Linked DNA regions of Homo sapiens: region 1 is linked to region 2. Evidence: read pairs that join two places in POLR2A ChIA-PET (ENCODE). Cell type or tissue: PC-9. All regions are shown on one strand.

Region 1 (8,000 bases), 130 kb before region 2:
TATGATACAGAGGAGCTTCACTATATCCACCACTGTGATATCATACAGAGCAGCTTCACTATATCCACCACTGTGATATCATACAGAGGAGCTTCACTATATCTACCACTGTGATATCATACAGGGTAGCTTCACTATATCTACCGCTGTGATATCATACAGAGGAGCTTCATTGTATCTACCACTGTGATATCACACAGAGGAGCTGTGCTATATCTACCACTGCGATATCATACAGAGCAGCTTCAGTGTATCTACCACTGTGATATCATACAGGGGATCTTCACTGTATCTACCAGTGTTATATCATACAGAGCAGCTTCACTATATCTACCACTGTGATATCACACAGACGAGCTTCACTGTATGTACCACTGTGATATCACACAGAGGAGCTTCACAATATCTACCACTGTAATATCATACAGAGCAGCTTCACTGTATCTACCAGTGTGATATCACACAGAGGAGCTTCACTATATCTATCACTGTGATGTCATACAGAGCAGCTTCATTGTATCTACCAGTGTGATATCACAGAGAGGAACTTCACTATATCTACCACTGTGATATCATACAGAGCAGCTTCACTATATCTACCTCTGTGATATTATACAGGGAAGCTTCATTATATCTACCACTGTGATATCATACAGAGGAGCTTCACTATATCCACCACTGTGATATCATACAGGGGACCTTCACTATATCTACCACTATGATATCACACAGAGGAGCTTCATTGTATCTACCACTGTGATATCACACAGAGGAGCTGTGCTATAGTTACCACTGTCATATCATACAGAGCAGCTTCAGTGTATCTACCACTGTGATATCATACAGGGGAGCTTCACTATATCTACCACTGTTATATCATACAGAGCAGCTTCACTATATCTACCACTGTGATATCACACTGACAAGCTTCACTGTATCTACCACTGTGATATCACACAGAGGAGCTTCACTATATCTACCACTGTGATATCATACAGAGCAGCTTCACTGTATCTACCACTGTGATATCACACAGAGGAGCTTCACTATATCTACCACTGTGATATCATACAGAGGAGCTTCACTATTTCTACCACTGTGATATCACACAGAGGAGCTTCACTGTATGTACCACTGTGATATCACACAGAGCAGCTTCACTATATCTACCACTGTGATATCCTACAGGGGATCTTCACTATATCTACCACTGTGATGTCACACAGAGGATCTTCACTATATCTACCACTGTGGTATCATACAGGGGAGCTTCACGATATCTATCACTGTGATATCATATGGGGAACTTCACTATATCTACCACTGTGATATCACACAGAGGAACTTCACTATATCTACCACTGTGATATTATACAGGGGAGCTTCACTAAATCTACCACTGTGATATCACACAGAGGAACTTCACTATACGTACCACTGTGATATCATACATGGGAGCTTCACTATATCTACTACTGTGACATCACACAGAGGAGCTTCACTATATCTACGACTGTGATATCATACAGAGGAGCTTCACTTTATCTACCACTGTGATGTACAGCGGAGCTTTACTATATGTACCACTGTGATATCATACAGAGCAGCTCCACTATATCTACCACTGTGATATCACACAGAGCAGCTTCACTGTATCTACCACTGTGATATCATACAGAGGAGCTTCACTATATGTACCACTGTGATATCACACAGAGGAGCTTCACTATATCTACCACTGTGATATCACACAGAGGAGCTTCACTATATCTACCACTGTGATATCACACAGAGGAGCTTCACTATATCTACCACTGTGATATCACACAGAGGAGCTTCACTGTATCTACCACTGTGATATCATCCAGAGCAGCTTCACTATATCTACCACTGTGATATCATACAGGGGAGCTTCTCTATAACTACCACTGTGGTATCATACAGAGCAGCTGCACTGTTGATATCATACAGAGCAGCTTCACTATATCTCCCACTTTTATATCATACAGAGCAGCTTCACTATATCTACCACTGTGATATCACACAGAGCAGCTTCACTATATCTACCAGTGTGATATCATACAGAGGAGCTTCACTATATCTACCACTGTGATATTATACAGAGGAGCTTCACTATATCTACCACTGTGGTATCATATATAGGAGCTTCACTATATCTACCACTGTGATATCATACAGAGGAGCTTCACTATATCTACCACTGTGATATCACACAGAGGATCTTCACTATATCTACCACTGTGATATCACACAGAGGAGCTTCACTATATCTACCACTGTGATATCACACAGAGGAGCTTCACTGTATCTACCACTGTGATATCATACAGAGCAGCTTCACTATATCTACCACTGTGATATCATACAGGGGAGCTTCTCTATAACTACCACTGTGATATCATACAGAGCAGCTGCACTGTTGATATCATACAGAGCAGCTTCACTATATCTCCCACTGTTATATCATACAGAGCAGCTTCACTATATCTACCACTGTGATATCACACAGAGCAGCTTCACTATATCTACCAGTGTGATATCATACAGAGGAGCTTCACTGTATCTACCCCTGTGATATCGCACAGAGGAGCTGCACTATATCGACCACTGTGATATCATACAGAGCAGTTTCAGTGTATCTACCACTGTGATATCGCACAGAGCAGCTTCCCTGTATCTACCGCTGTGATATCATACAGAGGAGCTTCACTGTATCTACCACTGTGATATCGCACAGAGGAGCTTCACTGTATCTACCACTGTGATATCATACAGAGGAGCTTCACTGTATCTGCCGCTGTGATATCGCACAGAGGAGCTTCACTATATCTACCACTGTGGTATCATATATAGGAGCTTCACTATATCTACCACTGTGATATCATACAGAGGAGCTTCACTATATCTACCACTGTGATATCACACAGAGGATCTTCACTATATCTACCACTGTGATATCACACAGAGGAGCTTCACTATATCTACCACTGTGATATCACACAGAGGAGCTTCACTGTATCTATCACTGTGATATCATACAGAGCAGCTTCACTATATCTACCACTGTGATATCATACAGGGGAGCTTCTCTATAACTACCACTGTGATATCATACAGAGCAGCTGCACTGTTGATATCATACAGAGCAGCTTCACTGTATCTCCCACTGTTATATCATACCGAGCAGCTTCACTCTATCTACCACTGTGATATCACACAGAGCAGCTTCACTATATCTACCAGTGTGATATCATACAGAGGAGCTTCACTGTATCTACCCCTGTGATATCGCACAGAGGAGCTGCACTATATCGACCACTGTGATATCATACAGAGCAGTTTCAGTGTATCTACCACTGTGATATCGCACAGAGCAGCTTCCCTGTATCTACCGCTGTGATATCATACAGAGGAGCTTCACTGTATCTACCACTGTGATATCGCACAGAGGAGCTTCACTGTATCTGCCACTGTGATATCGCATAGAGGAGCTTCACTGTATCTACCACTGTGATATCGCACAGAGGAGCTTCACTGTATCTGCCACTGTGATATCACACAGAGGAGCTTCCCTGTATCTTCCCCTGTGATATCGCACAGAGGAGCTTCACTGTATCTGCCACTGTGATATCATACAGAGGAGCTTCACTGTATCTACCACTGTGATATCACACAGAGCTGCTTCACTGTATCTACCACTGTGATATCACACAGAGGAGCTTCACTGTATCTGCCACTGTGATATCGCACAGAGGAGCTTCACTGTATCTACCACTGTGATATCATACAGAGGAGCTTCACTGTATCTACCACTGTGATATCATACAGAGCTGCTTCACTGTATCTACCACTGTGATATCACACAGAGGAGCTTCACTGTATCTGCCACTGTGATATCGCACAGAGGAGCTTCACTGTATCTGCCACTGTGATATCACACAGAGGAGCTTCCCTGTATCTACCCCTGTGATATCGCATAGAGGAGCTTCACTGTATCTACCACTGTGATATCATACAGAGGAGCTTCACTGTATCTACCACTGTGATATCATACAGAGCTGCTTCACTGTATCTACCAGTGTGATATCACACAGAGGAGCTTCACTGTATCTGCCACTGTGATATCGCACAGAGGAGCTTCACTGTATCTACCACTGTGATATCATACAGAGGAGCTTCACTGTATCTACCACTGTGATATCATACAGAGCTGCTTCACTGTATCTACCACTGTGATATCATACAGAGGAGCTTCACTGTATCTGCCACTGTGATATCGCACAGAGGAGCTTCACTGTATCTGCCGCTGTGATATCACACAGAGGAGCTTCACTATATCTGCCGCTGTGATATCACACAGAGGAGCTTCCCTGTATCTACCGCTGTGATATCACACAGAGGAGCTTCACTATATCTACCACTGTGATATCATACAGAGGAGCTTCGCTGCCCTAAAAATCCTCTCCACTGATTCATTCCTTCCTCCTCCCAACCCCTGGCAACCACTGGGCTTTTTGTTAGTTCCATAATTTTGCCTTTTCCAGAATGTCCTCTAGTTGGAATCATACAGTATATAGCCTTTTCAGATTGACTTCTTTCACATAGTAATATGCGTTTCAGCTTCCTCCGTATCTTTTCATGGCTGGATAGCTCATTTCTTTTTAACACTGAGTGTTATTCCGTTTTCGGTATATACCATAGTTTATCCATTAATCCACCGGAGGACATCTTGGTTGCTTATAAGTTTTGGAGATTATGAATAAAGCTGCTGCAAACATCTGTGTACAGGTTTTAACGTGTACAGGTCCTTTGGGTAAATACAAAGGAGTGCAGTTGCTGGATCATACAGTCAGAGTTTTATTTAGTTTTGTAAGAATCTGCCAAGCTATCTTCCAATGCACCTGAACCATTTTCCCACCAGCAATAAATGAGAGTTCCTATTGCTCCACATCCTTGTCAGCATTTAGTGTTGTAAGTGTTCTGGTTTTTAGCCACACTAATGATTTGCATTTCCCAGATGATATGTGATGTGGAGCTTTTTTTTTTTTTTTTAAGAAACAAGGTCTTGCTGTCGTCCAGACTGGAGTACAGTGGCACAATCACGGCTCACTGCACACCCACAACCTCCAGACTCAAGCAATCCTCCCACCTCAGCCTCCCAAGTAGCTGGAACTACAGGCATGCGCCACTGTGCTTGGCTAATTTTTGTTTTTCTTGTAGAGATGGGGTTTCACCATGTTGTCCAGGCTGGTCTCAAACTCCTGAGCTCAAGCAATCCTCCCACCTCAGCCTCCCAAACTATTGGGATTACAAATGTGAGCCACCACACCCAGCCAATTTTTAGATTTTTTTGTAGAGCCAAGGTCTCACTATGTTACCCAGGCTGGTCTCCAACTCCTGGGCTGAAGCAATCTTCACACTTCCCACAGTGCTGGGATCACAAGCGTGAGCCACCATGCCCAGCTGGTTGTTTTATTATTGTTGAGCTTTAAGAGTTCTTTGTATATGTTGAATAACAGTCCTTTATCATATAAATCTTTTGCAAATATATTCTCCCAGTATGTGGCTTGTTTTCTTTCTCTTGAATGAATTTTGAGAACTATACTTTGAACACTTAGCTTTCTTTTTTGCCCAGATTCTGGAAAAATAGTATTACATATGTTGATGAGAATTCTCTGAAGAATTAAAAATAAGAGATAAATGTTGATGAGGATGTGGAGAAAAGAGAACCCTTGTAAACTGTTTGGGGAATATAAATTGGTACAACCATTATGGGAAACCATATGAAGCTTCCTCAAATAATTAAAAATAGAACTACTGTATGATCCAGCAATTCCATTTCTGGGTATATATCCAAAGCAAATGAAACTGGTATGTTGAAGAGATGTAAGTGTCCACCAACAGTTGAATGTATAAAGAAAATGTGGTGTATATACACAGTGGAATATTATTCAGCCTTAAAAAAGAAATGCTGTCATTTGCAAGGACATGGATGAACGTGGAGGACATATGTTAAGTGAAATAAGCCAGGCACAGAAATGCAAATACTGCATGACCCCACTTACGTGTGGAATCTAAAAAAGTCAAACTCAGAAGTAAAGAGTAGAATGGGCCAGACGTGGTGGCTCACACCTGTAATCCCAGCACTTTGGGAGGCCAAGTCGGGAGGATCATGAGATCAGGAGATCAAGACCATCCTGGCTAACATGGTGAAACCCTGTCTCTACTAAAAATGCAAAAAAAAAATTAGCCGGGCATGGTGATGGGCACCTGTAGTCCCAGCTACTCTGGAGGCTGAGGCAGGAGAATGGTGTGAACCCGGGAGGCAGAGCTTGCAGTGAGCTGAGATCGTGCCACTGCACTCCAGCCTGGGTGACAGAGTGAGACTCCGCCTCAAAAAAAAAAAAAAAAAAAAAGAGCTTGGGTGACAGGGTAATACTCTGTCTGGAAAAAAAAAAAAAAAGAGTAGAATGATGGTTGCCAGTGGCTGGGGTTTGGGGTTGGAAAGATGTTGGTCAAAGGACATAAAGTTTCAGTTAGATGAAGGAATAACTTGGGGTAATCTGTTGTTAAATATGGTGACTATAGTTAATAACAGTGTTTTGGCTGGGTGCAGTGGTTCACCCCTGTAATCCCAGTACTTTGGAAGGCCGAGGTAGGAGGATCACTTGAGGCCAGGAGTTCAAGACCAGCCTAAGTAACATGGTGAGACGCTGTCTCTAAAACATAAAAAATAAAATGAGCTGGGTGTGGTGGTACATGCCTGTAGTTCCAGCTACCTGGGAGGCTGAAGCGGGAGGGTTGCTTGAGCCTAGGAGGTCAAGGCTGAAGTGAGTTATGATTGTGCCACTGCACTCCAGCCTGGGGGACAGAGTGAGACCCTGTCTCAAAAAAAAAAAAAAAAATTAATAACAGTGTTTTATATACTTGAAAATTGCTGAAAGAGCAGATTTTAAATGTTCTTAGGATGAAAAACTAAGTATATGAGGTGATGGATGTGTTAGTTTGATTTAACTATTCCACGATGTATATACATAAATCAAAAATGTGTGTACATACCATAAATATATAATTTTATTTGTTAATTTAAAAAATTAAAACAGAAGGGTGTATTCTTCTTTTCGAGATCTTCTAGATTTTTTATGTAAATGCAAGTGAGTAAAAATGTGATGACTTTTTGGTTGTTGTTTGTTGGTTTGTTTGAGATGGAGTTTTGCTCTTGTTGCCCAGGCTGGATTGCAATGGCGTGATCTTGGCTCACTACAACCTCTGCCTCCTGGGTTTGAGCTATTCTGCTGCCTTAGCCTCCCAGGTAGCTGGGATTGCAGGTGCCTGCCACCATGCCCGGCTAATTTTTTAATATTTCTAGCAGAAATGGGGTTTCACCATGTTGGCCAGGCTGGTCTTGAACTCCTGTCCTCAAGCGATCCGCCCACCTCGGCCTCCCAAAGTGCTGGGATTACAAGTATGAGCCACCCCGCCAGGCCTCTTTTTTTGAGACAGAGTCTCACTCTGTTGTCCAGCCTGGAGTGCAGTGGTGCAATCTGGGCTCACTGCAACCTGTGCCTCTCGAGTTCAAGTGATTCTCCTGCTTCAGCCTCCTGAGTAGCTGGGATTACAGGCATGCAGCAAGACGCCTGGCTAAATTTTGTATTTTGTATTTTTATTAGAAACGGGGTTTTGCCATATTGGCCAGGCTGGTCTTGAACTCCTGACATTAAGTGATCCACCCACCTCAGCCTCCCAAAGTGCTGGGATTACAAGCTTAAGCACCGCACCCGGTCGACTTTTCCTCTCCTCTCCCCTCCCCTCCCCTCCCCTCCCCTCCTCCCCTCTCCTCTCCTCCCCTCCCCCCCTCTCCTCTCCTCTCCTCTCCTTCCTCTCTCTCTTCCTTCCCTCCTTTCCTCCTCTTTCTTTCTCCTTCCTTCCTTCCTTCCCTCCCTCCCTCCCCCACCTTCTCTTTCTCTCTGTTTCTCTCT
Region 2 (8,000 bases):
TTTATAGCAGTGTGAGAATGGACTAATACTGTGGTCTTGGATAACATCTGGAAGAATTCTCTGGATTACCAGGTAGAGACTCTTGTTTTCTTCCCTTACTTTCTCCAAAATGAGTGCAGTCTCTCTCTCTCTCTGGCTAAGCTGCCTGCAGCTTGGAGAGGGGTGATACAAGCACTCCTGTCGCCGCCATCGTTGGGACTGTACTTCGTCAGATCTGAAGCCAGCAAAGCACCGTGTCTTGCCCATGTCCTGCTGTAACTATTACCTGGCTGCAAGCTGTGTTCTCTTAAGGCACTCAGGCTATAGTCATTATTTCAAGAGTGGCTGAAGCTAGTCATTCTTGTGTATTTCCCTTCGGGGTGGTGAATTCCTCTGGGCTCCAGGCTCCGGACAGGTTCAGAGTGCCTGGAAGTCAGGGCCTGCAATCGGAAACCTTAGAAATTTCCCTGGCACTGTATTCAACTATGTTTAAGCTGGTACTGAAATCAAAAGACACAGTCCTTCCCACCCATCCCTTTCCTCTCCCCAGGCAGTGGAGTCACCCCCTGTGTCCACCTCCACACAGGCCCACAGGGAGTACTGCCACAATGTTGTCACTGTTCACTTAAGGCCCAAGGGCTCAGCTTTTCATGAATGTCGCCATTCCTGGGACCCACCCTTCAGGGCAGTGAGTTCCCTTCTGGCTTAGGGTAGTTCCAGAGGTGCCGTCCAGTGTTCTCTGGAATCAGGGACCCTACGAACCCACTTGGTGCTCCTCCCAACTATGTTTGAGGTGGTACCTAATCTGCAAGACAAAATCCCCTTTATTTTTCCCTCCCCTTTTCTCAAGCAGAAGGAGTCTTTCCTCGTAGCCACCGCAGCTGTGAATATGCCGGGTCACACCTGAAGTCTGCATGTCTGAGTCTTAGCTGAGGCCCACAGTGTGTGTTACTTGGTTGCTGCTGGTGATTATTCAGGGTCTAAGGGCTCTTTAGTCAGCAAGTGGTGAATTCTTCCTGGACTTGATCCTTCCCTTCAGGTTCCTTCTGGCCCAGGGTGTGTCTAAAAATATCACCCGGGAGTTAGAGCCTAGAATGGGGACCTCACGACTCTGCCTGATGCCTTATTCAACTGTGGCTGAGATGGTATTTATGTTGCAAAACAAAGTCCTGTTTATCCTTTCCTCTCCTCTTCTCAAGGAGAAGGACGGAATCTCTTTTGGAGCTGGGAGCCTTCCTGCCTTTGATTGGGAGATGTGTGACACAAGCGCTCCCTTAGCCGCATTGGCTGGTGTCTCACTAGGTCATGTACCTCCAAGTCCACTGGCTCTGAGCCCAGCCCAGCACTACAACTTGCCTAGGAGTTACAGTCCTTGTGACCTAGCCTGCCTTTTACTGTTATTTAGGACCCCAGAGCACTTTAGCCTGTGGTGGCGAGGCTTGCAGAAACTCCAGTTCCAACCTCCAGGCTGTGTGATTGTCCTGTCCCTGGGGCTGGTCTAAATGCTCCATTCATTGGCATTGGCTGAGTTCTGCCGGGATTGGCAGCACTGCGTTCCGGCTTGTAGTCCCACAGTTGCTGTGCTCTTTCCCCGTGTGCAGCGCAGATTCTTCCTCTGTGCCCTGTGGTTGCTACGAGCGCATGGGGGAGGGCTGGGGTCAGCAATTCAAGACTGTCTTTTCTATCCTCTTCACTGCCTCTTTCAGCAATATGAAGGTACTGTGATTGCTCACATGATTTTTGGTTCTTATGAAGGTGCTTTTTGTGTAGGTGGTTGTCAGATTTGGTGTTCCTGCAGGGAGGACAATCGGTGGAGGCTTCTATTTGGCCATATTGCTCTGCCTCCCATTCCAGCTTGTTTCTATTTTTAATTTTTGTTGCAATGGAGTCTTTTGCCTGGCCCTGAATAATATTTAAATAAATCACAAGGACTTGAAACTACAAAATGTATACTTAGAGCCAAAGTCACCTTACTTGTAAGAACTGGAAATGGGGATAATGCTCTCTATGGTTATGCAGCCTACTCTTTTACTAACCTTTCTGGACTAGATCTTTGAAGTGCGTCTTAGCTTTCCTCCTTTCCTGAAGAGAGCAGAGATAGTGCTGCTTTAACTGTGGTCATACATGTATGAGGAATAACTTTAGTGTGAGCTGTTGGTTTTAAAGAGTCATATATTATTCTATGCACTTTTGTAAGTTCATTTTATAATGAGCAGATTGGTCAACTGACATTTTTGATTATTTGTAATACATGTGTTGCTTGGAATAATACTGTTAATTTCCAGAAATATAAGTGAACCTTAGCTTTTCTGTTGGTGGCTTTTAAACTTTTTATGATGGGAAAATGTGTGAATTTTCTCCTGGGAAAGTATAGACTGGAGACTTAGATACCAGTAGATGAATTGAGGAATTTCTGTGTAGCAGTTTAATATAGAAAAGAGTTAGCTGTCCATGAGGAAGGGCTTTAAGAACAACAATAACTACCAAAAAAAAAAAAAAAAAGAAGAAAAAGAAAAGAATTAGCTGTTAGATAGCTGTGGCTTGAGAATTGGCAAGTCAGAGACAGAACTGTTGCTTTATTGACAACATACTTTTCACACTAATGGAAGTATTAAAAGTATATAGCCTACATTATTGTGGCTGGGCACAGTGGCTCACACCTGTAATCCCAGCACTTTGGGAGGCTGAGGTCAGGAGTTCGAGATCAGGCTGTCCAACATGGCGAAACCCCGTCTCTGGTAAAAATACAAAAATCAACTGAGCATGGTGGCACATGCCTGTAGTCCCAGCTACTCAGAGGGCTAAGGCGCAAGAATTGCTCGAACCTGGGAAGTACAGGTAACAGTGAGCTGAGATCATGCCATTGCACTCCAGCCTGCGTGATGGAGTGAGACTCTTGTCTCCAAAACAAAGCCAGTAAATAGTCTAGATTACTGACATCTAATTTCATGAAATACTTGACATTCTATTCAAGTGTATAGAAAATTTAATTTTGGTAATGTTACATTTTAAAGGCAGTAGTATCCAGGATATATGTATGGGCCAAGAGTTCACGATGAAGTTGCTAAGAGCAACTGCAACAAAAGCAAAAATTGACAAATGGGATCTAATTAAAGAGTTTCTGCACAATCAAAGAAACTGTCAGCAGAGTAAACAGACAACCTATAGAACGGGAGAAAATATTTGCAAACTATTCATCTGATAATGCTCTTATATCCAGAATTTATAAGGAACTTAAATTATAAAGAAAAACACAACCCCATTAAAAAGCAGGCAAAGGACATGAACAGACATTTCTCAAAAGAAGACATACATGTGGCTAACACTCATATAAAAAAAGCTCAACATCACTGATCATTGGAGAAGTGCAAATCAAAACCACAATGAGATATACCATCTCACATCAGCTGGGTGAGATACCATTGCTGGGTATATAACCATAGGAATATAGTTCTATTATAAAGACATATGTATGTGTATGTTCATTGCAGCACTATTCACAACAGCAAAGACGTGGAATCAACCTAAATGCCCATCAGTGGTAGACTGGATAAAGAAAATGCATACGTACATATACACTATGGAATACTATGCAGCCATAAAAAAGAATGAGATCATGTCCTTTGCAGGAACATGGATGGAGCTGGAGGCCATTATCCTTAGCAGACTAACACAGGAACAGAAAACCAAATACCACATGTTCTCATTTATAAGTGGGGGAGCTAAATGATGAGAACACATGGACACATACAGGGGAACCACACATACTGTGGCTTATTGGAGTGGGAGGGTAGGAGGAGGGAGAGGATCAGAAAAAATAACTAATGGATAGTAGGTGTAATACCTGGGTGATGAAATAATCTGTATAACAAATCCCTGTGACACCCGTTTACCTATGTAACAAACCTCCACATCCTGCACATGCACCCCTGAACCTAAAAGTTAAAAAAAAGTTGAAAAGCAGAAAAGAGAAAAATGTTCTGCTTTTCTCTTTGGAATATAATGATGTTTTTTTAACAACTTTATTAAGGAATAATTGACATAAACTGCATAGTTACAGCATACAATTTGATAACTTTTGAGATCCACACATCTCCATGAAATCGCTACAAATAATTTAGTGAATATAACAATCATGCTTTAAAAGTTTTTCTTTGCCACTTTGTAATTTCTGTTTCTCTCCCTTCTTCCCTCATTCCTAGTCTGTCGTGAATCTGCTATCATTATTGGTTTGTTTGCATTTTCTAGAATTGTATGTAAATGGACTTTTGTAGTCTAGTTTCTTCAGTGTTATTTTGAGGTCCAATTATATTGCATGTTTCAGTCCTTCATTCCCTTTTTATTGCTCAATACGATTGCATTGTATGGATTTATCACAAGTTTTAAAATCCATCTACCTGTGGATGGTTATATTAGCTATCTACTGCTGTATAACAGATTATTTGAAAACTTAGTGGCATGAAACAACATGCATGTATTATCTTACAGTTTCTGGGCCAGGAATTTGGGAGTGGCTTAGTTGGGTGACTCTGACTCAGGAATTTCATGAGATTGCCTCAGTCTCTGGTCCTCTGACCAAGGATCCTCTTTGCAGGGATGCTTGAGTGTCCTTATGACATGAAATCTGGTTACTGCTAAAACAAGTGATCCAAGAGCAGCATGGGCAAACAGGAAGCTCCAATGCCTTTTTTTTTTTTTTTTTTAAAGACAGAGTCTCACTCTGTCATCCAGGCTGGAGTGAATGGCATGACCTTGGCTCATTGCAACTTCCGCCTCCCAGGTTGAAGCGATTCTTGTGCCTCAGCCTCCTGAGTAGCTAGGATTACAGATGTGCGCCACCACACCCAGCTAATTTTGGTATTTTTAGTAGAGTTGGGGTTTCACCATGTTGGCCAGGCTGGTCTGGAACTCCTGACCTCAAGTGATCTGCCCGCCTCAGCCTCCCAAAGTGCTGAGACACTGCATCTGGCTGGAAGCTTCAATGCCTTTTATAACCTGGTCTCAGCAGTCACACATTGTTACTTTCTTCATGATACTGTTTGCTAGAAGTAAGTCACTCCATCTAGCCCACACTCAAAGAGCAAAGAATTGGGGCTGCTTTTGAAGAAAGCAGTGTTAAAGAATTTGTTGTCATATTTTAAAGCTACCGCAATGGACTTTGGGGTTGTTTTTAGGTTTTGGCTATTACAAATAAAAATGCTTATTAAAATACATGTAAAAATCTGTGTAGGCATATAGTTTTATTTCTTTATGTGAATAGCCAGGTGTAAAACGGCTAGTTTGTAAGATAGTGTTATGCTTAAATGTTTACTATTTTTAAAGTGAAGACTGTAAGCCATTGCTAAGAGAAAATAAGGAAATATTTAATTTCTTTTATTTATTGTTTATATTAATTTTTAATACAGTCACGCATCATTTAACAACAGTGAAACATTCTGAGAAATGTGTTGTTAGGTGATTTCTTCATTGTGTGAGTATCATAGAATGTACTTATCACAAACCTAGGCAGTGTAGCCTCCTACACACCTAGGCTACGTGGTGTAGTCTATTGCTTTTACGCTGCAAACCTATACAGCATGTTTCTGTAATGAATACGTTAGGCATTTGTAACATAATGGTAGATATTTGTGTATTTAAACATAGAAAAAGTACAGTACAGATACAGTACTATAATTTTATGGGACCACCGTTATATGTGCGGCCTGTCTTTGACCAAAATGTCATTATGCGGCACATGACTGTTTTACATTTCTTTAAAGTGTTAATATCTGTAAAGAAATTAAAACCTACACAAATGTTGTTTTGCAAAGTGGATTGTGCTATTTTACATCAGCAGTGTACAAGAGTGCAGGGGTTCCACATGCTCAGCAACACTTGGCATAGTCACTTTCTAAAATTGTTTATGGTTTTAATTTGCATTTCCTTATTAATAAGTAATGATGTTGAGCATTTTGTTTCTTTGCCATCTATGGATCTTCTTTGGTGAAGTGTCATCTTTTGTTCATTAAAAAAATGGATTTAGGCCGGGCATGGTGGCTCACGCCTGTAATCCCAGCACTTTGGGAGGCCGATGCGGGCGGATCACGGATCAGGAGATCCAGACCATCCTGCCTAACACAGTGAAACCCTTTGTCTACTAAAAATACAAAAAATTAGCTGGGCGTGGTGGTGGGGGGCGCCTGTGGTCCCAACTGCTGGGGAGGCTGAAGCAGGAGAATGGCGTGATCCCGGGAGGTGGAGCTTGCAGTGAGCTGACATCACGCCACTGCACTCCAGGGTGACAGAGCAAGACTCCGTCACACACACACACACACACACACACACACACACACACACACACACGAAAAAGAAAAAATATGGATTTATTGGCCTGGCGTGGTGACTCACGCCTGTAATCCCAGCCCTTTGGAAGGCTGAGGCGGGCGGATCACTTGAGGTCAGGAGTTCATGACCATCCTGGGCAACATGGCGAAACTCTGTCTCTACTAAAAGTACAAAAATTAACTGGCGTGGTGGCATGCCCCTGTAATCCCAGCTGCTTGGGAGGCTGAGGCAGGAGAATCACTTGAACCTGGGAGGCGGAGGTTGCAGTGAGCCGAGATCACACCACTGCACTCCAGCCTGGGCGACAGAGCAAGACCCTGTCCCCCGCCCAAAAAAAAAAAAGGATTTATCTTCATATTTACTGAGTTGTTATATGTTTTGCAGATATTTTCTTCCATGCTTTGGCTTGCCTTTTTCATTTTTGTAGCAGTGTTTTTTAAAGATCAAACTTTTTTTTTATGAAGTCAGTTTATTGATTTTGTTCTTTTGTAGTTTTCTTTTGTGTTCTGTTAGGAAATGTTTGCTTAACCCTATTCAGTAAGATTTTTTTCAATGTTTTCTTGTGGAAGTTTAGGTCTATGATCTATTTCAAGTTAAATTTTATAAATGTTCTGTGGTAACGGTTGAAGTTCTTTTTCCTCTCTATTATTATTAAATTCTTTGCATGTGGCTCTCCAGCTTGCTCTGTACATTTTCCCATCTTTATTGGCACCTTTTGTAAAAAAAATAAATGAATAAAAGCTGACCATATGCGTGGGTAATTTCTGCTTTATTGATCTTTTTGCTTGTCTTTTTTCTTTTTTTTTTTTTCCTGAGACAGTCTTGCTTTGTTTTCTGGGCTAGAGTGCAGTGAAATGAAAATGACTCACTGCAGCCTCCACCTCCTGGGCTCAAGTAATCCTCCTGCCTTAGCCTCCTGAGTAGCTGGGACCACAGGCACATGCTACACCCCTGGCTAATTTTTTGAATTTTTGTCGAGATTGGGGGGTCTCACTTTGTTGCCAAGGCTGGTCTCCAACTCCTGGGCTCAAGTGATCCTCTCAAACTGTTGGGATTACAGACGTGAGCCACTGTACCCAGACTTTACCTGTCTTTATACAGTACCATACTTCATTGATTACTGTAGCTTTCATAGTAAGTCTTGAAATCAGGTAGTATGAGTATTCTAACTCTTTTCCTCTTTTTCAAAGTTATTTTGGCTATTCTAGGTCCTTTATGTTTTCATATAACTTTTAGAATCAACTTTTCAGTTTCTACTGAGATTTGGAGTGGAATTGCGTTGAATGTATAGATCAATTTGAGGTGAATCAACATTTTGCTAATAATAAGTCTTCTAATCTGAATAGTATATGTGTTACTCAAAGTAGAGGGCCATGATTCTGTCTATTTGTGTGTGTATGATTTGCTCACTTTATTTGACAATCAGTGGTTAGTTCTTGTCCACACTGACTTTCGACAGATTTTTGAAAGTGGTGACAGACACATAGGTAATCAATGTATAGAGCTTGTTTGGTGAATGTTCAGCCTCATCATGTTTTCTGGAAAACCACATATGGGATCCTATGAGATATTGCTTGTTCCTTTGTTCCAGACAGCTTTGTTTTGCCTGGTGTCAATGCGCACATCTAGAATTCCCATCTCCTTCATGGCAAATTTCTGGATCTCTTTGAGTGCCTGAGGGCCATGCTTCTTGAAGC

What was found. Peaks named below come from ENCODE experiments on the same cell type or tissue, not always from the same donor. Only the 100,000 strongest peaks of a DNase experiment are listed, where the experiment ranks them.
Region 1: POLR2A ChIA-PET joins it to region 2 with 7 read pairs; 3 of 35 experiments call an interaction of 5 or more read pairs at or near these places.

The regions. Positions count from the first base shown.
Region 1 is chr3:195,474,778-195,482,777 of GRCh38, reverse strand. No RefSeq gene overlaps it. Among named protein-coding and RNA genes, the nearest start is that of ACAP2, 36 kb to the right of the region's middle. In PC-9, no CTCF peak of the experiment used is centred here; no DNase peak of the experiment used is centred here; H3K27me3 peaks cover 3,224 bases.
Region 2 is chr3:195,349,763-195,357,762 of GRCh38, reverse strand. All of the region lies in intron 4 of ACAP2 (ArfGAP with coiled-coil, ankyrin repeat and PH domains 2), which reads left to right. It also overlaps the pseudogene RPL31P22. Among named protein-coding and RNA genes, the nearest start is that of XXYLT1, 83 kb to the right of the region's middle. In PC-9, no CTCF peak of the experiment used is centred here; a DNase peak (open chromatin) is centred at 4,532; H3K27ac peaks cover 4,641 bases.